Linked DNA regions of Homo sapiens: region 1 is linked to region 2. A link is a loop called in an ENCODE intact Hi-C map of the cell type or tissue named here. Cell type or tissue: Caco-2. All regions are shown on one strand. Each heading gives the region's core, and the rest is flanking DNA. Links, peaks and the distances in the headings are about the cores only. Region 1 overlaps LINC02934 (long intergenic non-protein coding RNA 2934). Region 2 has its middle 68 kb from the start of LINC02934.

Region 1 (2,918 bases), core at 328-2,827, 79 kb after region 2:
AGGCATTTGCCATGAAAAAAGTCCCCTCTATACTTAATTAATGAATCCGATGCATTTCAGCAGCAAGGAAAGGGCTGGGTCAAGGATCAAATGCCTTCAGACAATAGTGTGCAGAGAGGGGCTGGTTTAGAGGCCCCAGTGCGGTTAGTTTTCTCAAGGCATCCAGGAGCAGAGGGAAGTCTGTTGCACCCAGTCAGTTGTAGAAGCATCATAGGCAGAAGGGTGAGGTCTAGAAGGCAACTAAAATAACGATGACTCATACCATATTGACATATTCACCTGTACCTTCATTGAAAAGTTGCTAATTTTTCAAGACCCAAAATTTTAAACAGTCTCTCTCCAGGTAAGTTCACTTGTTTCCCCTTCTCTGCCCTTGAACACAATCCACACTGCTACAACAGCTGTCTTCTCTTTGCATTGCGATTAGTTTCCTCTTCATTGGATTATAATCTCCTTGGACACAGTGTCTTATTCAAGTTTGTAATTCTAGCATTGAATCTGGGACAGTCTTTTGAACATGTGCTTACTGATGGTTAAGTTGTGTTTTTCAAAAAGAAAGTAGTTGAAGGAGGGATGAGAGGGCAGGAATGAAAAAGGCAACTTATACAAGGTTACTACCTAGCCAGGAGTGGGACAGAGAGGCACACCAAGGTCATTAGGCTCTTTTCACTCCATCACATTGCCAAGAAATAATTAGAACCTTAGCATACTGAAAACTTTTTATTTATTTATTTTTTTTAGACAAGATCTTGCTGTGTCACTTGACCACGGCTTGTAATGGTTAATATTGGGTGTCAACTTGACTGGATTGAAGGATACAAAGTGTTGTTCCTGGGTGTGTCTATGAGGGTGTTGCCAAAGGAGATTAACATTTGAGTCAGTGGACTGGGAAAGGCAGATCCACCTTCAATCTTGGTGGGCGCCATCTAATCAGCTGCCAGCATGGCCAGAATAAAAGCAGGCAGAAGAACGTGGAAAGACTAGACTGGCTAAGCCTCCTGGTCTGCATCTTTCTCCCATGCTGGATGCTTCCTGCCCTTGAACATGGGACTCCAAGTTCTACTCTTGGTCCTTCAACTACAGACTGAAGGCTGCACTGTAGGCTTCCCTACTTTTGAGATTTTGGGACTCTGACCGGCTTCTGTGCCCCTCAGCTTGCAGATGGCCTATTGTGGGACCTCACCTTGTGATCATGTGAGTCAACACTCCTTAATAAACTCCCCTTTATATATACATCTATCCTATTAGTTCTGTCACACTAGAGATCCCTGGCTAATACACAGCTTCTTGCAACTTTGAACTCCTGGGCTTAAGTGATCCTCCCACCTCAGCCTCTCCAGTAGCTGCCATGCCCAGCTGATTTTGAATTTTTTGTAGAGATAGTGTCTATGTTGCCCAGGCTGGTCTCATACAACTACCTCAAGTGATCCTCTGGCCCTGGTCTCCTATAAAAACTTTTATGGGAGTGCTATCTTCCTATTCAGTTGGCTCGTACACTTTACAAGTCACTTTACTTGTGAAAGATTGAGCAAAAAATGATTTTGCTTACATTAATGATGAAAAAGGCATTGATTTTTTTTCTATGTAGTTTTGTCTGCTGAAGGAAATGGAGATTATACATTTGCCTATTGTATTTTCTTTTTTATGTTGTTCTTCATAGAGCCACTCATCAGAGACCCCATACACTTAGCTAGTATCTCTAGGCAAGGCCTTATGCCTTATATAATTCCTCCTTTTCCCTTTCCTTCAAAATGGATGAGTCCTGGGTGCCCGTCTCTGAGCACCCTGCCCTCTGCTGGTGAACCTTCCATGCCTTCTTGTTCCACAGATGCATGTTTATGTTCTCAGGCTGCTCTCTTGAGTGTTATGGGGTTGGATGGGGGACCTCAGGCTCCAGAACTCTTTTGGAACTTTCTGAGTACAATTTTTAGGTCCAGTAATTACTAGCAGAGACTCTGAGCTGTCAGTGGTTAGAGTCCAATCATTTTGACAGAAGAAATTGTAAGTCAGAGTCGTTCTGTGAGATTATAATAGAATTGTAGAGCTAGAAGGTAGCTTAGAAATGGTCCAATCTTTTCTTTCATGGTTATAGAAATTGACGCTATAGAAAGTTACACAACACGGGACAGAGACAGGTCTAGAATCGGGCTTTCTGATTGCTAGCTCATTACTTTCTCTACTACATGCACCAAAGGCAAGTTTTCACTCCTTTGTTGCTATTTTCTGTCTTAGTTCCTGATGGGGTCCCTTAACTCCTCACTTCTTTGGGAAAGAAATTCACCCCCCAATTAAAAAAAAGACAACATATAAAAGTAAATATTCATTTTATAAATATGCATATCAATTAAATATACATTTATTTTAAATACATGTGTTAATTATGTTACATCAGATCACAATTAACAGCAAGTGATGATTTGCATATAATCAAGCTTGTATATTAATCAGTTGTCAATCTCAAATGCCATTTTTCTTCATAGAGCACCTTCCATGGAGGCATATCAGGGCCAGGGATTTGAAGCAAGTGATCCCCCTACATATTTGAGAGTGTGCTGCTCTGTAGCTCTGTGCTACTTATCTTCTGTCTTTGGCCCCCTGGAATCCCATTTTTAGTCCTTCAGTTAGGTCTGGTTGTTCTCAGCCTTCCCTCCTAGAATCTTTTTGAAGGAGGAGAGAAGTTTCTGTTTGTCTGGTTGCTCTTGCTCTGTTCTAAAGGATTTTCTAGACCATGGAGGCTGTTTACTAGGTTACAGGTGTCCCACTGAGAGGGACAGGAAAGAAGAGAACTAGTAAGTGTTTCAACTGGAAAGAAACTTATAAATACTAACACAAATCCTTCACTTAGTAGATAAGTAAGCTAAGGCCCACAGATGTTAAGTATCTTCCATAGGAAGTCTAACCAAAGTCTTTTGAATCTC
Region 2 (2,918 bases), core at 320-2,819:
GGAAGGTGATGGAGATTTTGAATTAAAGACCTGTGAGTCCACCTTTCTTCATTTATATGTTCCCTGAATACCTCTCATCTTAACCCCAGGAAAGTAATTAACTGGTTATTTCTGGAAGGTAGGATTTGGGATCATGCATGGCTAAAATGTATTTTTTTTAACTTCTTCTCTCTGTTTTTTTTTCCTGTGCACACATTTTTTTTAATAAAATGAAGCCATTTAATCAAATAATATAATTTTATTCTCAACATTCCGTGCACCATAATCTCTTGGGAGCTTAACAAATCGCTTGGGTACCATCTCCAGAGACTCTGATTGAGTTGGCTTGGGGGTGGGGTGGGGGCGTGGGGATGGGTAGCGTTTAGTGACTTCCCAGCTGATTCTTATGTGTGGCTAGAATTAAAAACTCCTGTCTCAGAGAGCAGTTCTCAAACTTGTCTGCATATTGCAATGTCCCGAAGAACTTCAGAACACCTGTGCCTGGGACCACCATAGAGGTTCTGATTTAATTGGTCTGGGGGTGCTGACTGGGTTTTGGGTGTGTTAAGATTTCCCCAGGTGATTCTGAAATGGAAGGGCTGGGTAGTATCTCTGAAGAGTTTTTTGGGGGAGTTCTTAATGTTGCTGTCTTACTAAGGAGGTGTACCAACCTGCCCCTGCTTTCTGTTAAATGAGAGTTAATAAGGTGGGATTGCTCTAAACCTTGAGCACAACTGATCATAATGCTAGAAACAATAGTCCCTCCTCCTCAGGGTGAAATAACAATGTTACAGGGACACCAATTATGAAGATAGGTTGTGTTTTTAATTGTTGAGAAAATGATGAGCTTGAAGGAGATTTTGCTTATTAAGACTGCTTTACCTTTATAAATGACTGTAAGTAGATTCATCAAGAATTGGGAGCTGCCTTGAGCTACAAACAAGCCTATGCAATAGGTACTAATAGTTGTTTTTAGCCTCCAGTTATTTTTGTCTTTTCTTTTTGCCTTTTTAAAAAGAGGGTGGGAGTGAAGAGGGCTCCCTATACTTCTGTCTTAACAGACTGTCACTATGATGATGTCCAAGTTGAATTCTGAATTTTCTTTGGTTAGACTAGCCCTGTAGCTTTTTAGAATTATTTAAAAGGGCTGCCTTCTTTGTTACAACAAAAAGTCTTCTTGGAGGTGTGAGCGGTTGAGCTCCCCCAGTGTGGTGGGTGCTAGGAAGGGCCTCTGGGGCGAGGTCTGCAGGTGGGCTCTTTAGCAGTGAGGCTGCAGCGAGACAGGACCCTGGGTCTGGAGAGCTTTCCAGCTCCAGCCAAGTCTGGCTTCCTACTTCTCCACAGAAGCCACTTGGGAGCAGTGTGGCCTTGCCTATGAGGGAGGCTCAGGGAACCTTCCTGGAACTGACCGGCACAGCCAGGGAGCCTGGAGCCCCTGCCTGATGACAAGTGAAATATTTCACAGAATATAAATCTTTCCTCTTGCAAATGCTCCTTTGGTGAGAAATCAGACAGCAGGTAAGAATTGGGCAGAATCCTTGTCCCAGCAAATAAAATGAAAGGATAGAGCCTCCCATCTTTGTTCTGTGATATGATAGTATGAAGTTTGTGGAAAAGAAGATTTCCTGCTTATGATGGGTCCATTGATCATAACAGGCTCCTGAATGGGAGACAATGGTATCTCCCTTTATCTCACTGACAATAGAAAGAGGTGCGGGGAGAGGGGGAAGGACAGAGAAAGAGAGAGAGAGAGAGAGAGGCTCCCATCAGCCTGATGTGATGATATTTCACCCTGTGACTGTTTCCAGGTTGTAAGCTCTTCTGACAAAAGTCAAACAGAAGAACAAATGACTAAGGCCTTTTCAGTCTAGTTCTTGTAAGCAACTGTATGAACTTTGCAATGTTATGCTTGTTCTAGGTCTTTGAATTAGACCCTTTACCATGCACACTTCTCACATCAAAGAAGACCATATATAAAGTAGTATTTTGCAGTATTATTATGACATGTCTGTGACTGTGTGATTAGCATTGTATCCACATTTTTGGCCCTCTTTACTTTTTCAGGCTTTTAAGATTTACTTAGAAAGGGAGAGAAGAAAGGATATACAGGGAGCTGGGGGTAAAAGTCAAGGGAGCAGTTGGGAAGAGACACAGGAAAGGGAGAAGAATGAGATGACTAGAGGATTCTCCTCCAATTTGCCAAGGTCATAGGGAAGCAGGAGTTGAAGTGTAAGCCTTGTAACTTGATTTTTTGGCTAGCTGTGAACTACCTCTCAGGTAACACCCTTTTCCAGGTATTATCTAATGCCAACATTTGCTCAATTTCATTGCAGTCATCAATCCTTTGCTGAGAATAAACCCAACTTTGGAAGGAGAGTAGGAGGAGTTGTCAGATGGGAGAACAAACAGATCCCACTGGAAGCTTCAGCTTCTCCCTAAAAGCAGGAGTAGATAAGGACCCCTCACTGCCATTTTTACTGTCCTGCATCTGAGGTGGATTTCCAGAGTTTCTGAGATGCATCCAGATCCTGACAATTCGAGGCTCATGGCCAGATTGGACCCAGCACACAAGCTTGCCTATCTCCTCTGCTGTCCCTTCCTCTGAAGATTAGAACCAGCCAGTGCCAGGTGTGCCAACCAAGATGTGTCCTTTCTTGGTGCTCTTGGGAGCTTCTTACACCCCAGGCTAGAGGGTGCCCCTTTGGTCCTAGGGGTGATCTGGTATCTCTCTTGCTTTTGGGATTCTGAGGGGTCCTGACCTCTCTGGGGCAAAATGGAGATTTCTAATCATGTGCTATCTGAATTTAACCTAAAAGTCAGTAAGCCACCACCCCAGCTGTTTCTTCAATGAATCCCTAGGGAGACATGGAAGCAAACAAATTTGGGCTCCATAACTTTGACTAATAAAGGTCAAAAGTCAACTGAAACCAGACTTACAA

Evidence for each region. Peaks named below come from ENCODE experiments on the same cell type or tissue, not always from the same donor. Only the 100,000 strongest peaks of a DNase experiment are listed, where the experiment ranks them.
Region 1: a loop joins it to region 2, with 18 times the contacts of the local background. A loop is called at or near these places in 4 of 110 quality-filtered maps.

The regions. Positions count from the first base shown.
Region 1 is chr2:65,799,403-65,802,320 of GRCh38, forward strand. The region is part of intron 1 of LINC02934 (long intergenic non-protein coding RNA 2934); the gene reads left to right. Among named protein-coding and RNA genes, the nearest start is that of LINC02934, 11 kb to the left of the region's middle. In Caco-2, for the core only: a CTCF peak has its summit at 1,839 (motif pointing left); no DNase peak of the experiment used is centred there.
Region 2 is chr2:65,720,894-65,723,811 of GRCh38, forward strand. No RefSeq gene overlaps it. Among named protein-coding and RNA genes, the nearest start is that of LINC02934, 68 kb to the right of the region's middle. In Caco-2, for the core only: no CTCF peak of the experiment used is centred there; a DNase peak (open chromatin) is centred at 1,358.